Linked DNA regions of Homo sapiens: all the other regions are linked to region 1. Evidence: chromatin contacts called from ENCODE Hi-C or POLR2A ChIA-PET data. All regions are on one chromosome and are shown on one strand. Each heading gives the region's core, a stretch centred on a gene start or an enhancer-like site at or near the end of the contact. The rest is flanking DNA. Distances are from core to core; before and after follow the strand shown.

What was found. A loop is a pair of places that touch in the nucleus more often than their neighbours do. ChIA-PET counts read pairs that join two places held with the same protein, here RNA polymerase II (POLR2A). Pooled maps may share reads with other maps.
Region 2: a map of CD8-positive, alpha-beta T cell shows a loop between it and region 1 (11-fold over the local background). The contact joins the promoter of SMIM30 here to the promoter of MDFIC in region 1. A Hi-C loop is called at or near these places in 1 of 168 maps with a recorded cell type or tissue (CD8-positive, alpha-beta T cell), 1 of 37 single-sample maps with no recorded cell type and 6 of 50 pooled maps. POLR2A ChIA-PET finds 5 or more read pairs at or near these places in 1 of 52 experiments (WTC11).
Region 3: a loop to region 1 is called in a pooled map, with 5 times the contacts of the local background. The contact joins the enhancer-like site here to the promoter of MDFIC in region 1. A Hi-C loop is called at or near these places in 8 of 37 single-sample maps with no recorded cell type and 6 of 50 pooled maps.
Region 4: a loop to region 1 is called in a pooled map, with 2.3 times the contacts of the local background. The contact joins the promoter of CAV1 here to the promoter of MDFIC in region 1. A Hi-C loop is called at or near these places in 2 of 37 single-sample maps with no recorded cell type and 6 of 50 pooled maps.
Region 5: a loop to region 1 is called in a map with no recorded cell type, with 2.8 times the contacts of the local background. The contact joins the enhancer-like site here to the promoter of MDFIC in region 1. A Hi-C loop is called at or near these places in 10 of 37 single-sample maps with no recorded cell type and 5 of 50 pooled maps.
Region 6: a loop to region 1 is called in a pooled map, with 1.8 times the contacts of the local background. The contact joins the enhancer-like site here to the promoter of MDFIC in region 1. A Hi-C loop is called at or near these places in 8 of 37 single-sample maps with no recorded cell type and 6 of 50 pooled maps.
Region 7: a map with no recorded cell type shows a loop between it and region 1 (2.5-fold over the local background). The contact joins the promoter of TFEC here to the promoter of MDFIC in region 1. A Hi-C loop is called at or near these places in 3 of 37 single-sample maps with no recorded cell type and 1 of 50 pooled maps.

What each region holds. Positions count from the first base shown.
Region 1 is chr7:114,920,229-114,923,972 of GRCh38, forward strand. MDFIC (MyoD family inhibitor domain containing) reads left to right here and starts at 1,866. Exons shown (of 5, transcript NM_001166345.3): 1 at 1,866-2,408; 2 at 2,699-2,899. The coding sequence starts at 2,806. RefSeq lists silencers at 1,806-1,945, 2,276-2,325, 2,336-2,515, 2,746-2,885.
Region 2 is chr7:113,116,907-113,120,650 of GRCh38, forward strand. SMIM30 (small integral membrane protein 30) reads right to left here and starts at 1,648. Exons shown (of 3, transcript NM_001352688.2): 1 at 1,622-1,648; 2 at 1,162-1,255; 3 at 1-701. The coding sequence starts at 672. The coding sequence ends at 493. All of the region lies in intron 2 of LOC107986837, which reads left to right. RefSeq lists enhancers at 1,419-2,013, 1,908-2,047.
Region 3 is chr7:116,581,191-116,584,934 of GRCh38, forward strand. The region is part of intron 2 of COMETT (cytosolic oncogenic antisense to MET transcript); the gene reads right to left. Among named protein-coding and RNA genes, the nearest start is that of CAV1, 58 kb to the left of the region's middle. RefSeq lists a silencer at 1-390 and an enhancer at 2,495-2,594. Within about 2 kb of position 2,026, at least 11 of the 41 ENCODE cell types and tissues checked have a DNase peak (open chromatin) inside an H3K27ac peak, as active enhancers do.
Region 4 is chr7:116,523,107-116,526,850 of GRCh38, forward strand. CAV1 (caveolin 1) reads left to right here and starts at 1,930. Exons shown (of 3, transcript NM_001753.5): 1 at 1,930-1,986; 2 at 3,419-3,583. The coding sequence starts at 1,957. RefSeq lists an enhancer at 1-283 and silencers at 209-503, 2,912-3,301, 3,532-3,631.
Region 5 is chr7:116,163,779-116,167,522 of GRCh38, forward strand. No RefSeq gene overlaps it. Among named protein-coding and RNA genes, the nearest start is that of TES, 45 kb to the right of the region's middle. RefSeq lists an enhancer at 3,364-3,744. Within about 2 kb of position 2,158, at least 2 of the 41 ENCODE cell types and tissues checked have a DNase peak (open chromatin) inside an H3K27ac peak, as active enhancers do.
Region 6 is chr7:116,137,087-116,140,830 of GRCh38, forward strand. It overlaps a transcript of TFEC not described here. Among named protein-coding and RNA genes, the nearest start is that of TES, 72 kb to the right of the region's middle. Within about 2 kb of position 2,110, at least 3 of the 41 ENCODE cell types and tissues checked have a DNase peak (open chromatin) inside an H3K27ac peak, as active enhancers do.
Region 7 is chr7:116,029,012-116,032,755 of GRCh38, forward strand. It overlaps TFEC (transcription factor EC), which reads right to left and starts at 1,752. Exons shown (of 8, transcript NM_012252.4): 1 at 1,622-1,752.

The sequences.
Region 1 (3,744 bases), core at 616-3,115:
GAAACTCTATGAAGAATTTCATTCTCATATTATGAGGCAACCAAGGTATAGAGTGGGTGACTAACTGTCCAAAGTCACACAGCTGAATGAGGTACAGTATTTGACAACCTTGGTGATGCTACCCTACAGCTTCTCATTTGCTCCTAATGTTATTTTAATTTTATGTCTTCTCCATTAAAGATTTTAAAATTTAATTTAAGGAATATCTATGGAATCACCCACCACGTGTGCAATATTAAGGACTGTGTGAAATTAAATGAACAAATACTTATCATTGATTATGACTTTCTAGAAGAAAGCTGTAACTTCTTTATATTATTGGACTTTAACATCTTTGTGAGAGAATTTTAAAAATAGGGCAAGGAATGATACAGGGATAAAACAGAATTTTCCAGAGCAGGTAAACAACTCCTTTGAGTGCAGATGATGCTGCAGTGAACTCTGAGACGTCCTAAATGTTTGTTCTCTAGTGGTGATGAAGTCATCTTCAGAACTGATCTGCTTCCATCAGACAAATTCCAAACAGTCCAGGCTCCTAGATAAGTTTTCAAGAGAGGTAATGCACTTGATTTCATACCATTTCTGAAATCTCCAAGTGAAAAAAAAATGTTAGTTATGTGTAATGGGGCAAAATGTCATTTGTCTTTTTGGGGAGAATGGTCTGAATGACTGTCATCAGCAACTTTGAAGGCTGTTTTTTTTTTTTTTTTTTTTTTTTTAAATGGAGTCTTGCTCTTGTCGCCCAGGCTGGAGTGCAATGGCACAATTTCTTCTCACTGCAACCTTTGCCTCCTGTGTTCAAGCGATTCTCCTGCTTCAGCCTCCCAGTAGCTAGAATTACTGGCGCCCGCCACAATGCTCAGCTAATATTTGTATTTTTAGTAGAGATTGGGTTTCACCATGTTGGCCAGGCTGGTCTCGAACTCTTGACCTCAGGTGATCCACCTGCCTCGGCCTCCCAAAGTGCTGGGATTACAGGCGTGAGCCACCGCTCCCGGCCGAAGGCTGGCTTTTTTACCATCATTGAAATCAAGTTAGAATGCACTGTCTCTTCATAGGTAACAAGTAAATCTTTGTAATCAATTGGAATAAATTCCAATGAGCTTTTTGAAAAAATGAAATTTCTGGGATATTATTAATGATGCACATAGAAAGACAGTGAATCCAATGCACATTTTCTTCAGTTTTGATAACGTTACTGTGATTCCTCGCTTGTCCAAAAGAATCGAAGAATGAGTTCGTTCTAGCTTTCTACAAATGAATTCTGCATTTCATTCACAATGAAATAAAAGAGCAAAAGTTATCTGAGTATACCACTAAAGTACTATATATCTGTAAATTACTTTACACTTGCTATCCTCGGCTCATCAGATTAAGCTACAATCAGAATGTCTCATTTATAAACGGAAAGTTGATCAGCTTTTTACTTCCGACCACAAGTTTATCTCCCCTCAGATACCACTGATCCAGTGAGGCATTTAGCTTGCCATAGGCCAGGCTGGGGCCAGTACCACGGCATCCGCAAGGGTGCCAACCTTGTTTGCCTGGATGCCTCCAGCAGATTCGCGCAAACTGCAACTGGTTTTACATCAGGAATACTGTTTGACCAAAGAGTAATTTAGGAGCCAGAGATGAAGTGAGTAAACGTTCAACCGAGGGGTCAAGGTTTCAAACGCACACGTTCTCTATCCCACCAGGAAAGTTCGATACTGTAACAGTGTTTTCGTTTTTCCTTGTCCACCCTAAAGGTTTTCGTCAGGATATTCCCAAAGCCTCCGTCGGTCTGGGGGCAGGAGTAGGGAGAAGGGATGAGGTGACTTTTTGGGCGGGGTGGGGGGAACGTCTGGGCAGCCAGGGACCTGCCCATTCACTCCCCTTTCCCAGCCCCGGGAGGGCGCAGCGCCCGGGTGGGGAGCCCGAGCCAGCCCAGGCCGGCTCTGGCCTCCTGACCCAGACAGCGCAGGGCGCGAGGGATCGCGCGGCCGAGCCCGGGTCGCGCCGCTCCCAGCATCGGGGCCGCTAGCCAAGAGTTCGAGGCCTTCCCGATCCGGATGTGATGAAAAAGAGCAACAGAGGGAGAAGTGTTTCAGGATTGTAGGAGTGGAAGAGGGGAAAGAGAGGCAGAGAGGGGGAAGGCCCCCTCGCAGGGGAGCCGGCTGGAGTGAGCTGGCTGGAAAGAGGGGGCGGAGTGCGCGGAGTCAGAGCCGCCACCGCTGCCGCAGTTGCCGCCACTGCGGCGTCTGGGCTGAGCCGGAGGGAGGCGGGAGGACGCGCAGGGGCGGCCGCCGCCGTCGTCAGGCCACCGGGGCGAAAATGCGGCCGCTGCCGGAGGCTCGCTAACTTTCCGGGGCGGAAGAGGAGGAGGAGGAGGAGGAAGGGGCTTGGAGCGACTACGGGGGGATGCGGAGGTAGGTAGTGGTCTCCGGGCGGGGAAGAGGAGGGGTTTGATCCCCATCCCCGGGGTTCTCCCAAACCCGATCTCTCTTTCCAGCCCCTCCCCGCTGGGTCCACCTCGGACCCCTGGGACCCCGCCGCTGTCAACTTGCGCTGTAACAGTTTTCTTCGCAAGTTTCAAATCAAAACTTCCCCGGGGTGGAGTTTGAGGGAGGGAAGTGGAGGGGGAGGGAACGTCCCGCAGGGGTGGTGTGCTCTTCTCTAAAAACATTTTTTTTTTTAATTTTGTATATTTTTCCGCCAGAAGCAGTCAGTTCCCTGCACCCAGCACCTCACAGCCCTTCCTCCGTGCGCCCTGCCGGGCGGCGAGCTAGGCGGCAGCGGCGCGGCGCGGGCTCGGCGGAGCGGCCCATGTCCGGCGCGGGCGAAGCCCTCGCTCCCGGGCCCGTGGGGCCGCAGCGCGTGGCCGAGGCGGGCGGCGGCCAGCTGGGCTCCACAGCCCAGGGTGAGTGCGCGCTTGCAAGTGGCAAGCTTCTTTGTCATTGTTGCATTTTTCAGTTTGCTCACAAGTGCACAGATAGGGGTGGGGGGAGTGCTGTGAGGAGGGGCTCCCACTCGTAGTTGAGAACTTTTGCACAGTTCGCGTTACTCAGGCAAGTTCTTCAGGATCCTTGCCCTAGATCAACAACCGGGTAAGAGGGCGGGAACCGTTGGTCCCTCCACTCCCCCTTCCTTTGGTTGCGAAGAAACAGGATGACAGGATTGCTTCTTTCTTAAGCATATGCATGTTTGGGCCTAAGACTCAATGTGTAGGTTCTGAAGCGCTTCTCCTCTAGGTCTCTTCAGCAGATCCAGGACTGCCGCAGCTCTCTGAACAAGCGTGCACTTACTCCATTTCATCTTTCTGTTTCTTGTTGGCTCCTCTACCACCCGGTTGATAATTCAGGTTTCTGTGACCAGTAGCTTTGGAATGGCTTATGCTTGTTTTCAATAACTGGTTTGTTTTGAAATAAATAAACAAGGTTTATAAGAAACACTTTCCAAGAATGAATTAGCTTCTTTGTGTTCTTCCAAAGTGTAAACACACACAGCCTATAAAATACTCTTGTGTCTGGGAAACTTCCATAACAAGCTTCTAAACGAGTTGAACCTTTCTTCTCTTGAAGGCAATATACTTTAGGTTTCCATTGGTGACAGAGAGGAAGGTTCTTAAACTTCTAATGCATTTTACTCTAAGGATGGTTTTGAGCTAAAGAATTCTGTCACTGATATATCAGAACTAAGTAATTTTTCCAGTGCTCAAAAACCTAGCATATACCCCTGATTTTAGGCATAAACTGATAGCTTTAT
Region 2 (3,744 bases), core at 398-2,897, 1.8 Mb before region 1:
TTTTTTCCCTAGAGATAAAAGTTTTCCTTTTTGCCTGACTCTCTGATATCTAAATATAATATTAACTTGGGAGACAACAAAACAAAAATCTAATTTAAAAGACTCCTCAACGATTCAGGAGGCAGTGATTATAACCGAACAGTGGTGATTTCCTAAGATTCTGGGCAAGAACTTCCTTCTTCCTATTTCACATGCTTTGAGAGAATTCTAAGATTATGAAATATTACTTATGTAAATTTCAGCCATCTTACTTCTTTGACTACCTAACTAGCAAATTATAGGCTGCATTTTTCTGTGCATTATTTGTTGTAAAGAAAACATTTTTTTTTCAATTTATAAATGTATGTTTGTTGCCATTTCATGGAAACAATGAAAAATGTGAAACTCCCTTATTTACTGATTCTTGGAACCTTTCACACACCAAATCTCAGGTTTAGCCTCTAAAGCGCAAAGGTTTTCAGGGTGAGGTTTGACTCAGTAGGCCTTTCAAAGTCACATCTGTCCATTTCTTTTTCGTGCATATACCCCCAAGCAGGCACAAATGCCTGTAATGCTGAGAACCACACCTAACAAAAGGGCGATTGCATCACCGGCTTCTACTGCTTCCACAACAGGCAGCACCAAAAGCAGTGACATGAGGACTAAGGACAACTGTGTTGAAACTGAGGTCATGATGTTGGAATCTTGAGGGCTGAAGGTTCCTAGAAATTAAACATGGAAACAAAAAGGAACCATTAAAAATTCCTCCCTTTTCAAATGACAAAATGAACACATGACAAATAACAGGCCAGCCAATCTTTTGGATACTTTATGAATCATTTCCAATCCATCTCCTCATCTTATAGGTGGAAAAACAGAGGGACGTTAAAGACAGTAATTTGAGGTTCATCTCCCTATCTCGTGATAACACTCTAAACCCAGGAATTTTCCACGATAATGCCAACACCTCGTGCATCAACCAAACAAAAATTGAACAGGAGTTCATAATTAAGAACAAACAGAAAAAAAGCACGAGCCACTAACTTGGAAACTTAAAATATCCTAGTGGGTAAAAATTGTACATTTTCTTAGGGTCTCTCCCATCCAAGAAATGCAGACAAATTTGGCAAAAGTCACACAACATATAACTCTGCGAAGTTGTGGGGAATTAATAAGACTTACCAAAGAAATGGTATATATAGAATTCTATCTGACTTGAAATTTTCCCTTCCTGGAGCTCCGGATGCTGAGATTAAGAGGTTCCACGTGACACGACCTATTATTAGCATGGGGGGTGGGGAGGGGGCGGAGAGAAGGATTTAAAAATTAATTATTATTACTATTATTATTTTAAAGAGGCAGCTAGAGTCAGTGCAGAGCGTGGAGGCCATATGGACGGTAGGGGGATAGGTAATGAGTTGAGAAAAGTCTGTCCAACAGGGAACTAGACTTAAAAGTTGGTCAGTTCACCCACACAAGAAAAGGTAAAAAGAAACAGAACAGAGATAATTTCATTTCAGGACTTGATATTAAGATTTGAAAAAGAATTCGTACTTTGGCCCGGCAAGGTCCAAATTTGCTCCTGTTTTACAAATACACTGGTGCAACCTAAGTATCCTTTGGAGACGAGTTCGTACATTACCTTCTAGGAAGCAGCCATTACAGGAATGGCGAGGAGGGCGGAGTCTCCAAACTACATTTCCCACAATCCCTGCCGCCGCCGACTCCTATGATGCCCCGGCGCGTTCCCCCTATAAGTAGCAGAGGGCGTGACGGTCACGCTCTAGCGGAGGCGAAGAGTCGCGAACGCGCGGGACTTCCTTTCCCTGCCCAACGTTTTACTATTAAATAGATGGTTTCGTGTGTTTATATAAAAGCTCACTTCAAAATAAAAGAAATGATAGCAAGTGTTTTCTACCCTGTTGAGTCTGTAAGGCGCACATGTAATTTTGTCTTTTTCTTCGACTGAAATGACACAGCGGGGAGAGAGAACCCAAGTACAGCCCTCTGTTCCGGGTGCTTTTAAACCAGTGGCTTCCAACGTTTCTGAAGCAGGAAATCTCTGTCACCATCTTCCTAATGAAACATATGCCATTTATTAATTTTTTAGTCAATGGGGAAAAAGCGCGGTTAATAAGACATATCGTAAAAGGTTAAAAAACATTTGTAGTGCAAAATAAAGTTTAGGAAAAATGGGTTTAGCCCTGTTGCAGAAGATCTCTCAGGATTCAGGTCCTAAAGTGACAATCTATTCAGGAGTGCACTGCGGTGATTCCTTCCCACCTATGTTTTTGTGAAACCTCAGCCCCAAATGTCCCTACATATTTGTGAAAAGATGTAAAAATACTGCTTTTAAATCATAAAACAAGAATTAGTTATTTGTATATGTAAGTCGTAACCTTTCTGAAAGGCGCTCTTTCAATTGTCTGCTAATTGTGAACTCCTTACTGAACCTTTCTAGTCATCTGATCTTCTGAACTCTTTCATATTTACTGATTTGAAAATTTATTTGCTATCCTTACATTATAAATTATTAATGATGAGGGTTGGGTGTGAAGCCACCTGCCTGGTCTGAAAGTCCCCTGGTTCAGTCTGTTAGATAATGCAGGTACGTTCAGTTCAATGCCAATAATTAGCATGTATTCTTGTGTTGTCGGTTACCCTTTTTCTTACACGTTCCTAGTCTCTCTAGCAAAGATTTATATTCTTGGCTCCTAACCGGCACCCAGCAGGTGCTCAGTAATGTTGCCTAATAATAATAATGATTTGACTAGATAAATATGCCAACAAGATCTTATGAGAGACCGAGAGGTGCCAAATAAACCAAACCAAGGTGACTAGAAAATTGGAAATCTGAGAATAACTGCACAATAACGTCAGCATTGTTTCTCTAACCTTGATTATTTTAACAAGGTTTTGTTCATTTCATCCTTTGTTTTGAGCTACTTTCGTGCCTTTGTAATCAATTATATTTGGAATAGGAGTTATATTTTTATAGCTTCCAAAATATTCTCTCATATCCTACTGTGAACATTTTGTTTTTCCCTACATGTTTATTTTTCCTTATGTGTTTATTTTAGTTAGCTGAAGTCAGCAGAGACTACTTTAAAGTTAGTATTGTTACAGACTTGTTTCTAGGCACGTCAACATTAAAGATAATGGTTTGGTTTTAAGTTTAAAGAGTCTGTAAGTGGCAAGAAACTTTCTCTTTAAATTATGATGGTTTTTATTAGTTTGTGAAATATATATTATATTGGGAAATGTCGATCTCGGGGGCGGGGTTCCAGTAATAGCTGATGTAGTTGCAAGGATTAATTTCTGGAGTACCATGAATATGATAATCTCCTTCACTGCTTTGACCTGCTCCTACTGTGTGATTTTTAACATGCCTTCACTCTATCTCAGTGAACTGTTATTTCCTAGCTGTAAACCAGGTTAGATATTTTGGCTAGATTGCTGACCAGGATAATAACTGCCATGTTGTACATGTTTGGTCTCTCTTCTAAAAAAGGCGATGATAGATGAGAAGCTGCTTCTGTGTCCGTCATCTGCCAACTACAAGTTCTGCCTGTGAACATCTCTGGTAGCAATGTGAACCACCAATTTTCTGAAGCAATGCTACACTCCCATTTTTCCCAAGCTGTATGAATGTTTCTACAGGCTTCTATGTAGTTGTTCTTTTGACACTAAGTGTCTAGGGTTATAGAATCCATAATTTAGTCTTTCGATTCAAACAAATCTGCACCTACACCATCCTTTACTGAA
Region 3 (3,744 bases), core at 776-3,275, 1.7 Mb after region 1:
TATGTCTACCAGATTCAAGGAAAAAGAAAACAGGTGTGTATGACTCTGCATTCCTCAACCCCAAACAGTTGAAGAAAGTGGAGGCTTAGTTCCACCAAGTCTGGCAGAGCACAGAGATTCCCCTCCGTCAGGTGGTATGGCCTAGAATTTGACTGTACACATCACATCCAGATCATTTGTCCCTGAGCACTTATCCAGAGCCCAGACTACAGCTTCTCTCTCAGTTGATTTTATTAGCCAAGGAATCATGACCTAGTTTCTGCCTTGGAGTTGCTGAGATCTCTCTGGCTTATCCCAGGATCAGAACCTGTTTGGGCCCAGATCATTTGGCTGTGACCTTCCTATCCTGCAACACTGCCTGGTTCTTCCAAGTAATGCCCAGAAGACTGAACCCTATTCTCAATGTCTCTGCCACTGGCCTCTTCAAACTAAAGAGACTCTCCTAGAAGCAGGTACAACTCATCATCTGACTTCAAGACTCCCAATTCCTGGAAGAAAAGCACCTGTGCTTGACATAGCAGGGTCTTGACATTAATACCAGCCAAGCTGAGAAGTGGACTTTGGCCACTGAGGCAGAGACTGGCTAGTTTATGCATGAAAATCTTTTACCTTTCCTCCTGGGCACACAGCTAGACAACACTTCCCAGCCTTTCTTGCAGTGACCATGTGCCTAAGATCTGGCACTAGAATCTGAGCAGAAATTGTGTGCTCCATTTCTGGACCTGGATGATAAAAATCTCATGTGTGATTCTACACTCTTCCTCTATATGTCAGCTGGATATCTAGACCAAGGGCATCCATGAAAACCCCATGTTGAAAGGACACAACATCTCTCAGCTTGGGTCCTCAAAAGGCTACACAGAGGCCGAGCATGGTGGCTCATGCCTATAATCCCAGCTACTCGGTAGGCTGAGGAATGAGGATCACTTAAACCCGGGAAGCATAGGTTGTTGTGAGCCAAGATCGTGCCACTGTACTCCAGCCTGGGGGACAGAGCAAGACCCTGTCTGAAAAAAAAAAAAAAAAGACTACACATAGGAAAGTACCATCCCCCACAGCCCACAGCCTACCCCACCCTCCAGCACTAATGGACTTTTCCATGCGTAAGAAATTTCCATTGTGTGAGCCACTAATATTTGAAGGTTTATCTGTTATAGCAGCTGGACTTACATTATCCAACACAGTCACCCACGACCAAAGCTAGGCTCCCAGCCAAGTAAGTGACCCCAGCTGTCTGTAGCTTGCTCCCCTCTCACAGTTGTGGAGGTCCCAGCTCTCCATACTGCCCAAGGAGACAGTTTGAGATACGTGGGTGAGTAGAAGGGTGGGAGACACAGGAGATGTTTCTCAAGGGAAAAGCTTTGACTCTTCCATGTTTTGTAATCAGGAATTTTCCATGGTCGCACAGTGAGTCAGAGGAAAAGCCATAATTTTCATCCTCCCTCTGCTGGGGCAGCTGTCTTCCTGCAGGATGGGGTCTAAGCTCCATTCCTAGGAAGGAGGGGGTCAGTAAGGAGAAGGGTCATCAACTCAGGATCCTACCTTCTCATGGAAACCACTGAGAAGACTAAGCACACCAGCCGCACACAAGTGAGGAGATTTTAAATCAGCTGGACAATCCTTTTTTGGTTTAAATATAGTATTGTTTCATCCCTCTCCCATGTGATTTTATCCCATCAATATTTTTAATGTCATTAGAACTGCCCATTCCCATCATTTAACCTGTAAACTACATTGCCCAACTCATTGGTACCAAGAAGCAAATTGCAAAGTTCCACCCTGTGGTGTCACAGGGCTAAGTGCAGCCACCCAAATGCATAGCGAATTTGTTAAAGACAGGAAAGAAAACAAGCTCTAACTAGGCTTCTTGAGGCTCCCAATGCTGCTTGGTCACCACAATCAGTGAGTTTCCTCCAGAAAAGGGTTCATGCAGCTCTCGAGTCTAGCATGTCTTCAGGGAATTTAGGAATGTTTCTTTCATCAGCTCTACCCTGAGGGGAAAGATTCCTCAGAGCAATGTAAAAAGCACAGGGCAAAGAAAGAGGAGGAGGCTTGTGACATGTGGCAGCCCTTCTCTACAGAGAGTGGATGGGCCTGGGAGCCAGTGCATTGCTGGGACTATATTTAGTTCATCCAGTGACATCTTTGCGCCTCAGTGCCATCTCTCACGATAGCAAGAGACTGTGAGACTGAACATTTTTCTCATTGTAACAGGGGTCTGACTCACTAGTTTAAAAAAAAATCTGAGAACGATGAGACCCAAGGGGACAACAGAGTTCCAAAAAAAAAAGAAAGAAAAAAGAAAGAAGAAAGAAAGCAAGAAAGAAAGCAAGAAAGCAAGAAAGCAAGAAAGCAAGAAAGCAAGAAAGAAAGAAAGAAAGAAAGAAAGAAAGAAAGAAAGAAAGAAAGAAAGAAAGAAAGGGTCAAGCATTCCTGTAGGCTGAATAAAAAGACAACAGTCCTGGAAACATTTTCTAGGAGGTCTCCAATATTTTCTAGGAGGTCTCCAATGAGCAATTTTTTGCTAGCACAAAATTCTAAATTGTACCAAATACTAGTTCATAATTTCCATCGAGTTCTGAAAAACATAAGCCTATTTTTACAATGAGTTTTTGAAACTGAAACTGTAAGTGCTAACTGGAGACCAGCATGTGTCTCACTGCTGTTAACCTTTGAGGAACTGACTCCAAATTGCAGGGGTGCCACTTTCAAGCCAACAGGTGGCCTCTTTGAGTTAGGTCTTGACTCCCAAAAGTTGATATAGACATGTTGAATATTTTTCAACCAATTCTCTTCTAATTCTGTGAATAGCTTACTACAGAGTTTAACAAACTTTTTCTAGACCAGATAGCAAATATTTTTTAGGCTTTGCAGGTCATATGGTCTTTGTCACAATGAGTGAACATTGCCATTTTGGCACTAAAGCAACCAGAGATAATAGGTGAATGAATGGGCATGGCTGTGTTCCAATTAAACTGTTTTATTGGGGGAAAAATAGGCAGTGGGCTGAATTTATCCTGTGACTGTGATTTGCTAACATTTCACTTACTACTGGCCAGTACTAGTGTTGCTGATACTGGCTCACAAATACCACCCAGGGCTTCACCCTGTCCTATGACCAGAGCCACCTCCACCCCCATCCCAGCAAGCTGTCTCAAAAAACTTCTCCTGGCCCAAAAAGACCAAGAAAGAAAAAAATTAATCTATCCCTGTATTTCTATCAGTACCACAGGATTATCAAAACAAACTCTAACTTTTTAGGAAACAAAGTGACTGGAAATCTGAAATTGATTGCATTTTCAAACTTCTTTTAAGTTTGACCCCAAAAGAAGAATGAAGTTTCTTGAAACTCCTGCATCCACTGACAGGAATTGGATTCTTACTCAATGTATCGGAAATTAGACCTTTGTAACACCTGGTTTTCTTGATTATAGATAGGCCATGTTCCAGGACTACTATACAATATTTGGTTTGTAGGAAGTACTCAAACCCAGGGTTGTGAGAAGAGTCTGTGGCACTAGGGGCCTGGTAGTTTCCATTATTTTGCCTAAAAATCAATGTTAATGTCAATGTCTCAAAAATCAATGTCAATGTTGAGTTAACCATCCAAAGTGTGGATGTTTCTACTTTCTTAGTACCTTGGAGAGGTTCTCTGGATAAATAACAAAAGGAATTAGCTACTTAAGAATGGTACACAGGCTTATAAATAACTCGTGTAGGCATGCATAACTAATACATTTTTCC
Region 4 (3,744 bases), core at 680-3,179, 1.6 Mb after region 1:
GGAAGGAAGGAAGGAAGGAAGGAAGGAAGGAAGGAAGGAAGGAAAGAAAGAAAGAAAGAAAGAAAGAAAGAAAGAAAGAAAGAAAGAAAGAAAAGAAAGGAAGGAAGGAAGGAAGGAAGGAAGGAAGGAAGACCCTAATTATTTGTTTACTCATAAATAAGCTTATTTTAAAGCATTCCAAATTTTTTAACTTTTATTTTAGGTTCAAGAGTACATGTGCAGGTTTGTTAAATTTTGTGTCACAGGGATTCGTTGTACAGATTATTTCATCACCCAGCTACAAAGCCTACTCCCCAATAGTTATTTTTCTGCTCCTCTCCCTCCCCGACGCTCCACCCCTCAAGTGGGCCCCAGTGCCTGTTTTTTCCCTATTTGTTTCCATGAGTTCTCATCATTTAGCTCCCACTAATGTGGTATTTGGGAAAATCCAACTTTTGAAAGATCTTTAGTCTGCTAATCATGAATGGCCAACATAATTACAGGCATGCCAACATTTGTAACATTGTGACACTTTCCCTGCCATTCTTAGTTAAAACTGATCTTTTGTTCCAAAAATTTTTGCTACCAACAATAGCCTGTCCTTTATAGTTCTTTTATACTTTTGTGTCTTCTCTCTAACTAAATAATCAACTCTTTCAGCATTCCATCCATTTCCCTTTCTCCTCCCTCTTACTCCCAACCCACATTCCCCTCTCCATTTTAATTTTAACCTGTGCCCCTTCAAGTGTACTCCAGCTTTTTTTTTAAAATAATTTCAAGTGATACTTTGACTTTTGACTGCATATGGAAGCATAAGTAACATGTCCTTTCATTTTTGGATAATGAGTTTCCTGATTAATTACAGCTCAAGAGTAAAATGACTGATTACTATTTAATTCATTTTGTGCTTCTTTACAATAAAGTAAAGACAGAAGCCCCAGATTCAGGAACAGACAAAATACTTTAATCGCTATCACATTTTTTTTAAGTCTAGTCAATTAGAAAAGTCAAATCTTTCCTCACAGCCAAGCACATTAAAAAAAAATCTTCTCTGGTAATAAACTTGAAGCTTTAAATAATTCTACAATTATAAACATTTTGTGTATTTTGCAAATATGGCATAACCTGTTGGCATAAAATTCCATTGTTCCAGAAAATATCGGTAATAAAATTATAGAAAAGTTAAAGATCTTCATTTCTTATTTCGAAGCGTTTGGGAGACATTTCAGAAACGGATGGGAAATGTTAAATTCTGCATGCCTGCTTAAGTTTCCATCCACACCGACTAGATGTAAACGAGTGTCACCAAAAGTACACCACAGGCACCCACACAGATTCCTTCCATAAGGGATCCACAAAGTTTAGATGTGAAATGTACCTAAAGGTTCCTAGCCGTCTTTCATCCCTCCCTCTGTGAAACAGGGAGACACATGTGTTTTAAGGCAGAGATGGAACTTGGGCGATGGGCGGGGGGTGGGGGAGGTGGGAAGGGACGGCTTAGGACAGGGCAGGATTGTGGATTGTTTCTGCCGCCTTGGTTGCCCATACTGGGCATCTCTGCAGGCGCGTCGGCTCCCTCCACCCCTGCTGAGATGATGCACTGCGAAAACATTCGCTCTCCCCGGGACGCCTCTCGGTGGTTCAGAGCAGGGAAAATGTTGCCTCAGGTTTAAAATAATCTGCCCAAGCACCCCAGCGCGGGAGAAACGTTCTCACTCGCTCTCTGCTCGCTGCGGGCGCTCCCCGCCCTCTGCTGCCAGAACCTTGGGGATGTGCCTAGACCCGGCGCAGCACACGTCCGGGCCAACCGCGAGCAGAACAAACCTTTGGCGGGCGGCCAGGAGGCTCCCTCCCAGCCACCGCCCCCCTCCAGCGCCTTTTTTTCCCCCCATACAATACAAGATCTTCCTTCCTCAGTTCCCTTAAAGCACAGCCCAGGGAAACCTCCTCACAGTTTTCATCCAGCCACGGGCCAGCATGTCTGGGGGCAAATACGTAGACTCGGAGGTAGGCATCCGTGGGGGGGCGCCGGCTCGGGCGTGCGGGGAGTGTCCGCTTCTGCTATCTGCCTCTCCAAATATCCCGACTGCTGCCCTGGCCCCAGCCCTCTCTCCACTTCGGAGCACTCCTCTGGCGTTGGCACCGCTGAGGAATGGGCCTGGGCGGGGAGGTGAAGAGAAGCCAGGAATGTTTTATGTTTTCCTAATGGAGAGGGGGCCTAGGGAGCCCCTGAGCTAGGAGGACACGGAAAAGGGGATTGGGGTCCTGAGATTGGGTCTGTTGGGCCCAGGACGCGTTTTCTGGATGGGTCTAGGATGCTCCCTTGTCGCGGGACCCCCGCGGTCCGGCCCTGCCTGCTGGGGGTTCGAAGAGGTGGAGTGCAGGGTGGAGGTGTTATTTACCCGAGTCCTGGGGACAGTCCCCGGGACTCTCCGCCAGGCGCCCAGACCGGCAGGTCCCGCAGGCGGCGCGCGGTGTGTTTGCACTTTCCAAAGTTCTTGAACCATCTCAAGAACTCCTTCTGCATCTTGGCGTCTGGCAGGGGTGTTCCGAGAGAGGTAGACCTCCCCTCCCCAAACTGCCACCATCACTTCCAACGCCCTCCACGCGCTGGAGCTCTGCCCGGGTGTGGAAACCTCGTCTTCCAACACGTAGCTGCCCTTCAGCCACCCGCCCGCAGCCTGGGAGTGCCCTGAGGGTGGGTCGGGGGAGCTGCGCAGGTGAGACTGAGTTCTAGGACATTTAGGGGGTCTGGTGCCTGGCTCCGCCAAAAATGGGGACTTTCGGGATTGTGATCATCACGGCGGATTGAGCAGGGAGAGCCGTGGAGGGACAAGAGAGGGCCGAGGCAGGGTGGGGGGCGCGGGCAGGTGCGAGGGGGATGCGGCCAAGAAGCAGCGATAAAGGGAACATTCCACGGGTCGGGCGGCTGCTGTTGGATCTTAGATAAAGCTGGAAGGGATTACCGGGGCAGGGGTAATAGGGACCGGGGACGGGAACGCGAAACAGGTGAAGCGCTCAGGGCGAGAGCGACTCGGCTTAGGGAGTCCGGGAGAAGCCTGCGGCTGCCCCCTCGCCGCCGAGGTCCTGCGGGTCCTGCGGGTCCTGCGTGCTGAGCCGGGGCGTGCGCGGGCGGGGGCCTTCGGACCGCGCGGCGGGGCCTGCCCTGACCCCTGGCGGCGGGCGGGGGAGGCAGGCGCGCCCTGCAGAGTACAGAGGGGTGTGGTGTCCTCTGCGAGATCCTCTTAAAAAGCTGGCTACGCGCAGGCGGTTTCTGTGCACGGAGCCGTAGCTGTCGGAGCGGTTAGTTCGATTTCGAGCTCGAGGTTTCCCCCGCCGCCAGGCTGACTTCTCATCGCTTGTTTTTCTTTTTGCATTTTTCCTCCCACCGCCGTTGCCGCCCTCCCCGTCCTGGCCGTCCGCCCTCCGCCCTCTGCAGGGACATCTCTACACCGTTCCCATCCGGGAACAGGGCAACATCTACAAGCCCAACAACAAGGCCATGGCAGACGAGCTGAGCGAGAAGCAAGTGTACGACGCGCACACCAAGGAGATCGACCTGGTCAACCGCGACCCTAAACACCTCAACGATGACGTGGTCAAGGTAAGCCAAGGCGACCAACAGGGAAGGGCTGGGACAGCTCTCCTCTGGCAGTTAGCCCGTGCATCCTTCTTTAGCATTGCCGTGTACGCACACCCCACCCCGCCCCCTACACGCGCACACACACACACACACAGAGTTTTGTGGGTTTGATGTGTGGGAGC
Region 5 (3,744 bases), core at 908-3,407, 1.2 Mb after region 1:
GTTGGCACAGCTCAGTCCCACAGACCAGCAGCTCAATAGAAATCCCTGGAATTTCTAAAGGTATCTGATGTTTCTAACTTGCCACTACCAGCTGTCAGGAGTATACACTCAGCACAGTAAAGAGCCCACAAATGTGCCCAGTTTACCTGGAAACTACCTTTTCCTCTATATTAGTGCTGTATTCCTCTAAGGGGTTGAATAAGTAGGACACAGGCTGAGCTTCTGAAATAGAGACCCCAAATACAGTGGTATAAACAAAGTGTAAGTTTATTTTGTGCTCATTTGATTATGCAGAGATTAGTAGTCCCAGATCGGGTGAGAGAATCTGCCTTTCTCAACAGGGTGTTCCATCTCTGGGCCACCTTGGCTGTCCCAGTCGCATCACCTTCTAGTAACACACATCACTTTCTCTCCTATTCCTTTGGTCCCAACTAAGTCTATGAGAGGAACTGGGAAACAGAATGCCTACCGAGCAGCCACACACCCTTCAGAAACTCAAGATTTCTTTTTAAAATAAGGGGAGATGAATCCGGATAGACGTCTAGGAAACTCTGCCATGGGTAACTTGACAAATCATCACAAACGTGAGGCTTGAGAAGAGATTAATTGGGATTTTCCCTGTTTTATAGAAGAAGAAACTAAAATAAAGTTGTATGACATTTTTTTAACTCATTCAGAAAAATCTAGAAGTCAGTGGGTGACTTTCCTTGCTGTCATTCGTTATAAAAACTCCATGCTTATACACTTGTTTTTGTAAGCATTTACATCCTTTGTACATACACAAAATTTTGCTGGAAATAATTTTATTCCTCCTCCTATTACTTTTAAAATTATCAGTGGTCCAGAGTTCAAAGATTAAGAATTATAAAATAGACCATGGAAAATTTAGCAATAATTGAGCTCTCCATGTCTGGTACTTATGTAGAAGCATGTTTTAATAAACATCTGCAGAACATATGCTCAGTGGAAAACCCCTTTGACTGAGCAAGATTGAGAAATGTTTCACCCAGAATCATCACTCCCATTTCCAAATGAATGCATATAATTCCCCAGCAAGAGATTTTTAAGGCTTGATTCTTTTATGTTAAAGTAAATATGCAGGAAAATATTAAATAATTATGAATGTCTATGCAATATGATAATATTAGTAATGCTGCACCACAATTGCTGGGGGTGATAATAGGCATTTTACAAACATCACTTCTAATTCTGACAGCAATTCTGGGCAGATATTATAATAACCATTTTAAAACAGAAAATAAAGGCTTGAACAATTTAACAACCTTGCCCATAATTACACAGCTTGTAAGTGACCGACCTGGAAGGTCAGTGGAGATCTTTCAGTATTTAAAATTTGCATGGGACATGTTAAAGTAGCATTGTGTGTTGGCACTGCTGTTGAATCATAAATGTGCTCCATGGACTGTTTAAGTTAGACGGTGACCTTCTAGAAGGTGCCAGCCTTGAAATAACCACTACCTTCATTGTAAGTTCCCTTTCCATGAGTTTTCTTTTATTTTTACACCTTTGTTATTTTCTTTTTCTATTTTATTTAAGTATCAACAGGGAAAACAATCTAAGAAATGTTTACTATGTAATGAGCAATTTCACTTTTTAAGATATTAATATCAAACGAAGACCTTGGCTGATAGATTATAAGGAATAGAACGCACACTGTGAACTTAGAAATGACCCATATCCAACTTCAGTATGGTTATTTGTGACTTGTTAATTCAGTGAACCTTTTTGAGAAAAGAATGCCATTAGCCAAAATGCCATCATTAGGTTATTCATGCTAACCTCTTAATTCTATCAGTACAATTAATTATCTTACTTTTTCTGTTTTCAGTGAAATTACTATATAGAAGGTTAGTACAAGCAAGGCAATAGGGGAATTCATCTAACATAGAGAATAGAACAAATAAAGCAAACAATCTAAAAACAAAACTTTCTTCAGGAAATAGATCTATTTTCATAAAGTAAAATCTACAGTGGAGTTTACTCTTATATTTTAAAAACTATTAGGACATCAGCAATTGGTATTCTTCACTTCTCTATTCTTGTTAATGTAGTTCCTCTTTATTCTACTTGCATAATAAAAAAGTAATAACAGTCTTAGTTCTTGTTAGAAAGTCCCTAGGTGGTGGTGGCGCAGATTGGAATTAAACTGCTGACTCACTCTCATATGACTGCACTGTAAAGTCCTAGAATTCGGGGGTCTAGAAAGAAAATTTTGTATCAAATACACTACACAGTCACAAGAAAGTAGCAAATTTAGATTTGAATGTGCTGTGGTTAGATGGAATTTCCATAGGCTACAAAATACACCTGAACTTCCGATTTTAAAATCTAAGGCTCCATTGTAACATTTCAGGATTAATGACTGAACAACTTGTTACAGGCCACTTGAGGGGAAGACTGGAGGGAAAGGTGCCAATATTCCACACTGTCTTAAAAAGTTAAGGAATACTACTGGGTAAGTGGGAATGCACCAAGCTCAGTAGCATTACTACGCATTTGCCTAACTGCAGTAAGAGGAAACAGTGGGTGAAGGAAGTCCAGGCTCTATGAAGGCATGGCATAAATCCATTTCACTAAGCTGTTGGCCATCGCTGATGCTATCCTTGTGAACAAGATGATCAAATTTCAGATGATTCAGGCTTGAAGATTGATGTTGCTTTGAGGAACAGGCATTGGTTAAATACCAATGGACTCCAACAAGTCAACCTTGTAATCAGCTCTCAGGAGGAAAATATAAAACCTGCTGTTCTGATTCTTGCCCATTTGCCCTACCCCACTGCTCCTACCCACCATGCCATTCTCTACCCTGCTTCGCCCTGCTCTGTGCCCAGGAACAAAGGCTGATTTACTATGGAGCTAATGAAGCTTCAGCTCAGGACTCCATAGATGTTACCTCTTCCAAACTTTGTGCCTAATGTAATTTGGAACTATTTTTCTTATAGATGGCCTGCTCCTCACTGTATAAGCCTCATCTCTACCTAATTTGGAGTCAGCCCTGTCCAGGAGGCTGAATCCTATAGACTATCAACTGATACGATAAGCAAAAACAATGGCCCCTCTAAAGACATTCACATCCTAATCCCTGGAACTTGTGAACATGTTACCTTATGTGGCAGAAGAAGTCGGTGATGCTATGTGAAGACTCAATCTTCCATTGCTGGCTTTGAAAATGGAGGAGCTGGCCACGAGCTAAGGAATATGGAGGGAATTTTGAAACTGGAAAACGCAAGGAAATGGATTCTCCTCTAGAGCCCCCAGAAAGGAATACAGCCCTGCCGACACTTTTATTTGAGCCCAGTGAGACCTTTGTAGGACTTCTGACCTACAGAACTGTTAGATAAAAAATTTATATTATTTAAGCCACCAAGCTTGTGGTCATTTGTTACAGCAGTAATAGGGAACTGCAGCTGGCTTCTGGTTGAATTTGGCTAATGGGAATCATCTGAAGAAGATCAGATGCTGAGAGGAAGAAGTGGTTGGAGTACTCCTTTACTATTCTCCACTTGCTCTGCGCTGAGTGTCCTGGTGAGGGCGACATCTCTCCCCAGCTAGAATGTCTCCTCCACTGCTCTGGCTCTCAATGGGATGCTGAGGCACCATTTCCTGTTTGCCCCTTCAAGCCTAGGGCTGGTAAGGACTTCCTGTTCTTATCTGTCTTCTTACTCTACCCACAATTTCATAAGTAGTTCGTGAAGTAGCTCAAATAGTGTTCCCCAAAATTCA
Region 6 (3,744 bases), core at 860-3,359, 1.2 Mb after region 1:
CACATGTTCTGTTGTGTCTCTATCATATCTTAAACATCATTTCCTCATCATCATGGACTTCAGAGTGACCAGCAATTATCACATATTTTCTTGATGATCTTTTCCCCCAAGGTAAGAGACTCATCATGTTGTTTTTGTCTTTTAAAATAATTTTTAAAAAGCATCTGAGATATTCAATTCTAAGTTGTATTTATGTTTCTGTGTCTTTATGTTTGACAGGTCTAGTTTGAGACTTTACAAATGCTTACCAGTGGACTTCTAAATCCTCAAGGGAAAGAAATAAACACACACAGTGCCAGCTTTCTGGGGTCACCTTACTTGCAAAAGTGTTGCTTTTCGGCATTGTTTTAATAAACTCAGAGAGACTTGGATGTGAGTATAGGCCTTGACAGTGACTCTCTCGTAAACTTGAGCAGCTATTTTATGTCTTTGAGTCTTAACTTTCCAACTATGAATTGGGTTTAAGGATTCCATTCTACAAGTTATTAAGATGATTAGAAATGATATATGTGAAGATGATTAGGGTAGATGCTAACTGGTAGTTACTCTCTATTGAGAGTTTAACTGAATTCCCCCAAACATTAAGAAATTTACACACACTGCATCAACAGTGAAATTCTACTAGAAGGGTTCAAATGTCAAGAAACTTGGGCTTTTTAGTTCACAAGTCATCTTACCTTCCTATCAATTTATAAAATTTGAACTAAATACCTAAGACATTTTTATTGATAATCAACTTAAATGATACTTGTGAAAACCCTCTGTACAGTATAAAATAGTTTAGAAAATGAAAATATTAATAAATAAATAATTATAAATTTGAATATGAATATGAAATGAATATGAATAAAATAAATGAAAATAATCAAGAATTCTAGATTTCCAAACCAGAAGAAATGCGGTCATTTGTTTAACCATGCACTTTATATGTGAAAGTAAAGAGATTCACAATCTTTCCTCAGGTTATATACCTAGCCAAACACAACATTCATTTCTGCTACGTAAATCTGCCTCTCCAATGTTGATAATGAGATATTTTCCATCATGTACAGGATCTATTAAATTAAAAATCTGACACTGCTGCAATAAACTAAGTGTAATCAAATAAGATAAGCCATTATATTTATAATGAATTCAAAACAACAGATAACACTAAAATCAGGTGTTAGATGTACATGGTATTTTATCTTCACAGACAGTGCACTGATTTTCTGATTTTTTCATAAGCATGATATTATCTGAAAGTTAGGATCCTGTTTGGGTATACAGTTTAATGTTCCATTCTGACTTTTGTCCACTAGATGTCCCCAGTACGTCACACAGAAGCTCTGATCTCATATAGGCCCTTGTTAGGGAGAATCTGCATCTTTTTGAAGTGAGGCCTGAGATAACTCGGTCAAATGATTTTTATTCCTGAGTTCATTTCATCCCTAAAATTAACAAGCTACTAATCTACAGAGAAATGCAATCATTTAAAGATTTTTGTCTAAGAGACAGAATATAACTTTGCCAATTTAAGAAGCAATTAAAGAACATGTATATCTTCTTTTCTGAAATGCATTTAAGAAATCAAAGACCTGAAACAAGTTAAAAATCCTTAGAGAAAAAGTTCATAGCCTTGCAAAGGAAGACTCTTAACACAACTTTTAATTGTATTGATTTCAAAGGATGAATAACATTTACACAAAATAGTTCAGAAAACTTTGGTAACAGCAGGAGCCTTGTTTAATTTGAACTCTAATAAATTAAAGAAAAAAAGTAAAGGCTTGAGCGGTCACCCAACGTGTCCCCTCCTAACTCACACAAAAACCTCTGTAACAAAGGCTACGAGACTGAAATACAATAATAATTGCAACATGGGGATGTTCAATTAGAACTAAGCTTGCAAAATGCTGTCTTTTTTCCCCAAAAGCCCAGTGAGCCCATATTACAGGAGGCTTCTACCTCTGACTGAAAAATAACACTCTCTGGGGTTGCCGTGGCAGATTGCTGCACTAGAGGGCTAAGAATCTACTCTTCTAAAGCAATTCAATAAGGATTCCTACAAGGTGTCTCAAAATGGAAGCACTCAGGCAGCATGTTTCTGCCTCTCAGGGCAAGAGGTAAAAAGTTCAGCCTGTGAAGTAGAACAGTTTCTGCCCCAGAGCAAGAGAGAAAAAAAGTACAAGAGCGTTCTGATGAATTATCTCTTACTCAGAGCTAACACGGGCGTCCCAGGAACAATGGCCAAGTCTAACCAGAGTTGACAGCCTCCATTCACTGCCCAGCACTCCATCCCGCACAGTGTCAGAACAATGATCCATTCTCACCGCTTCTCAACCCGTCCTCAGCCTTTCAACAAACCTTCTCCGTTCAAGAGCCACTGCTTTATCATGCTTTCTTTGATTAAAGCTCACCTTTCATCACACTAGAATTTTATTGTTATTATTTATTGAGTGTGCCAAGAATGGAGGTAATGTAAAACAAAAAGTTTAAATCATTGAACCTTGCATTTATTTAGTTTATGATCAAGGTTAGGAAAGTAAACCAAATCTTAAGAAACAGAAAACAATTCTGTGATAAACTAAGGGATCCTGGCCAGAATTACTCTGGTAGTCCACAGAAGGAGATTATATTTGTGTCCTGGAGAAGAAAGGTTTGTAGAAGAGAGGGAGTTTGAGATAGGCCTTAAAGACTGGGAGAATTGAGAGAAAGAAGGTAGGCAAAAGGAGAGACCAGAAGATAAATCACCAGATGATGGTATGCAGATACACAAATGAGCATAGGATAAACAGAAGATAGAAAGAAACCAGCTGAACCTTGACCAGGCACTCAGGGCACTTGGACAGAAATGGGCATAACCCCCATGAGGCTGGATTGCAGATGTCCAAGAGACATAGATCCAAGGATAAACAAAGCAAAAGGGAGCACCATAGTGTTTTATGCTGGGGCATGATGCAATGGAAGGAATGTTCTAGAAATATCATCATAGCAGGTTAAGCATAGCAGATGAAGCAGGAGTGAAAAATTCTACCAGGAGAGGTGAAGGACTGTGAGGAAATCCATTCATTGGCTATTAAAACAATCTAAGGTTTCAGTAATAAAGGCCAAGACTGGAGGATTGACTTTTGGAATCTAGAAAGAGGCAACTCTGAGAAATAAAGCATGACATGATGGAAAATCAGATAAGTGAAAGAAATGAGTGGCTCTGGAAGAGGGTCTACTCTTTGTTTAGATTCCACAGTTTAACATTCTTCACGCAAGAATAGAGCCAATTTAATCTATGTGTTCTGTTTAGTATTCCACAGAATCAATAACATGCTTGAATAAATTTACCTTTTTTAATGACTCCATCTCATAAGGAGGAATTTTAGGCTCCAAAGACTACCTCAGCATCCTTGAGAGAGCCTAGTAGATCCTCTCCAAATCCTGAATTTCTGCTGACAAGAACTTTTATATAATTTCAAAGTATTACATCATTAAAACTAATAACAAAACAGATATGTGTATTATAAACTAAAACAATGATGTATTGGCAGTGTCTTACAACATATGCATGCCAATAACTACTTTAGATGTAATGCCTAAAGGAATATGAATAACACATACCCAGCCATAGAGGCTAAATGAGAAGTCAGGTTAAAACTATCTTCAATTTTTGCCTTCCCATTTAGAACCCTCATCTGACCCTCCACACTCTGTAGTGCATTATGTGCACTGTAGCATTTCATCATTCAGCAAATGTTTATAGGGCAACCATGATGA
Region 7 (3,744 bases), core at 502-3,001, 1.1 Mb after region 1:
TCTAGAACTTACAACAAACCTTATGCCGCAGTCGTTAAAATTAAACTGACTTTTAAGAAACATTTTTCAGCTTGTTTCATTTTTGACATGAGCTCCAAGTTTCAGTTCAACAAAATGTACTACATTGAACTATTCTACTGTTTTGGAATAAAATTGAAAACTTAAAAAAAAAGTAATAATAACCCAAACCAAGGAAATAGACATGAAAATTATATGTATTCCATTTGTTTTAGAGCTAAAAAAAAAAGTTTAAAAAAACTTCTTAAAAGGAGATCTTAAAGTTTAGCCTACTTAAAGTAGCTTCCATCCAAAAGTAAAATATTTAACATAAATTTAAAAGATACTTGCAAGTGCACTGCTACACTCAGATTCATCTAAAATAGAAGTGAAGCAGAATTGTCCGAATAATGCTGATAATAAACTGCGTACCATTTCACTTTGCTGTGCTGACACACTTTCTGAATACGAAAGAATCATGAAGGTTATTTTACACTCTTATAGTTAAATGAAGTTTCTTATAAACTATCCAAAATGAATTTGAAATTACCTCAGGTTTCTCCTTCCCTTAAAATGCATATTCCCAGTGAAATATTCTAAGACAATATTGAAAGTATGGAGTTATAACTTATATAAATATATATGAAATTATATCTATTGTAATTTATATAAGCAAATGTATATATACAGCATATATATATGTATGTACATGTGTATAAATATCTTCATATGTATCTTAATCTTAAAGTTTCTACTACAACTCTTTTGATTATTACAATTGAAAACTATTACTTTAAAAAAGTAATTGCTGGGAGGCCAAGGCAGGCAGATCATGAGGTCAGGAGTTCAAGACAAGCCTGGCCAACATGGTGAAACTGCGTCTCTACTAAAGATACAAAAAAAAAAAATTAGCCAGGTGTGGTGGCGCATGCCTGTAATCCCAGCTACTTGGAAGGCTGAGGCAGGAGAATCACTTCAACCCGGGAGGCAGACGTTGCAGTGAGCAGAGATCACGCCATTGCACTCCAGCCTGGGTGACAGGGTGAGACTCCATCTCAAAAAAAGGTTGTTGCATTGGGATACTTGACATCTTCTACACAAGCTATTTAGATCCACATCTACATAAAAATAGGAATTAATTTTTAGTCCTGGAATAAGAATATATGCTAATATACTATCTGGTACTATTTTGCTATAAATAGAGCTCATATTTTCTTACCTTTAAAGCCAATAAAATAGATATTGCTCAAATGTAAACAAAAATTAATATTTACTCATAAAATAACATATATAAGAGGCAACAAAATGTTAAATCATGTTCCAATTTAGTAAATATCTGAAAATATTAAACTTGAAAAATAAATAACTTTGGTTACCATGAACTAAAACAGTGATTTCCACATCTTGGTTGAAATAAGACATTAATAGAGTTTCAGACATATTTTCCCCAAATAATAGCAAATCACAACTTGACTACTCAGATATCCTGATACCTAGTTATCATAAAAGATGAAATTATAATTATAAGCAAGCCACACATATCAAAATAAAACAAGTATTGATTAGTTTGTCTTCCTAGTTTGTTTAAAGTACAGAAAATTAACCTGCCGGTTTAGTTACCTACCAGCAATGAGTGGATTTTATCAGTGTTGTCATCTCTACAAACAGCACCAAATTATAATCCCTCTTCCCATAACATATGCACCATGCCAGAAGGGACAACCAAAGTAAACGATCTAGCCGTGAGTAATGAATACTTTGGGCTGGTTGGAATCCAGTTAGTTGAGGAAAGAGAAAAGAGAAGTGGCTCATTAGGGCATTTCCTGAACCCTGGTTGGAATTTCAGTTAAGGAAGAAGAAATGACACAGCAGTTTCAAGTTAAGACGACTTCCTTTCTTTATCTGAAATATGCCACTAATTTGAGAAAGAGCACTCCTAGAAAACTACTCCACAATACTGTGGCCACAGTAAAAGCTCTTGTTGGTCCCATTGTGGCTCCATAATTAACAATTCTTACCAGAATATACACAAGCAGTACATGGTTGTTATCATAATGGACTGAGATCCTACATTTATTGCAACATGTTATGTTTCACAATGAACATTTCTTCAACAAATTGACCTGCATCATTTTTTTTTCAATTTTAGGAATTGCACATTTCTTTAGAGCATTAATAGATTTTGAGTTTTTAAGGCCATTGCATTTTCCATATTTTCTATAATTACATTTTTCTTACATATGATTTTACTCCTAAAGTGACCCCAGGATAATTTTTATCTTGTCCAAGAATATTTTATCTTCCCATGTAGATTAAAAATACACAGTTCAGCTTATGAGATTTCTTTGTCTTATAATTATTATTTACATCCCAATTTCATTTGTATTTTTAAGGGACATGAATATAGGATACTCATGCCTTTACCAATGTGATAAAAGAGGTCTCATTTCATGTGTTAGGTATCTCAGGAACTTAAAATGGAAAGGTACAACTTTGTTCCCACCCTGTAATTCACACTGTGAAAATCTGAATTCATTCTTGTAACAGTTACATGACTTTCTTGTCTTACCTATATTTTAAAAAATATATGCAAAGCAAGGCATTTATGCAAGCTACTGAAGTTTAATGTGAAGGTTACATTCAGATTTCTCTTGCCTTTGTGATCTAAAAATTGTGCAATTAAATTGACATTTGTGTTTGTCAAGAAGTGGAGATTATATGAAAATATTTCAGCACTATATCTTCTGTAAGAACTTCAAAGCTATTAAGTAAAAAAATTGTTCTGTCACTATCAATAGCACATTTTTGAGTCACCTTACCTTTTCTGGTTGTTTTATCATACATCTAAATCTCCTAAGGTGAATGGAAATAGTAAATAATTAAGTGTAAAATCAATTTATTTAGGTTAGTATTAGAAATAAACAACATTGATATTAGAAACATTGTGAGAAAAGAAAATATTTGGGATTTTAACTCATTAGAAAATACTTTAGATTGAATTAGAGTTTAATACATTTGTATGATACAACATGTTTAACATATTTAATGTATTTGTATGAAATACATTTGCGAGCTTCAGAAGGTAAATTTTAAAGCTGTATTACTATGTGGGCTTCAAAAGTTGGAAACATGCACATAGATACATATTCACACCTGAAAGAATAAGCATCTATTTGTTAATATCAGTTATTTCTTAATGGTGGCATAATCGGGTAGTTACTTTTTTTACATTTTTATCTATTGCTTCTATATTTTATATAAAGTGTGGCAATTCCTCTATCTAAAACCAGAAATACCATTCAACCTGGCAATCCCATTACTAGGTATATGCCCAAAGGAATATAAATCAATCTATTATAAAGACACATGCACACGTATGTTCACTGCAGCACTATTCACGGAGGAAAGACATGGAATCAACCTAAATGCCCATCAATGGTAGACTGGATAAAGAAAATGTGGTACATATACATCACAGAATACTATACAGTCATAAAAAAGAATGAGATCATGTCCTTTGCAGGAACATGGATGGAGCTGGAGGCCATTATCCTTAGGAAATTAATGCAGGAACAGAAAACCAAATATTGCATCTTCTCTCTTATAAGTGGGAGCTAAATGATGAGAACACAAGGACACATAGAGGGGAACAACACACACTGGGGCCTATCAGAGGGTGGAAGGCTGGAGGAGTGAGAGGATCAGGAAAAATAATTAATGGGCACTAGGCTTAATATCTGGGTGACA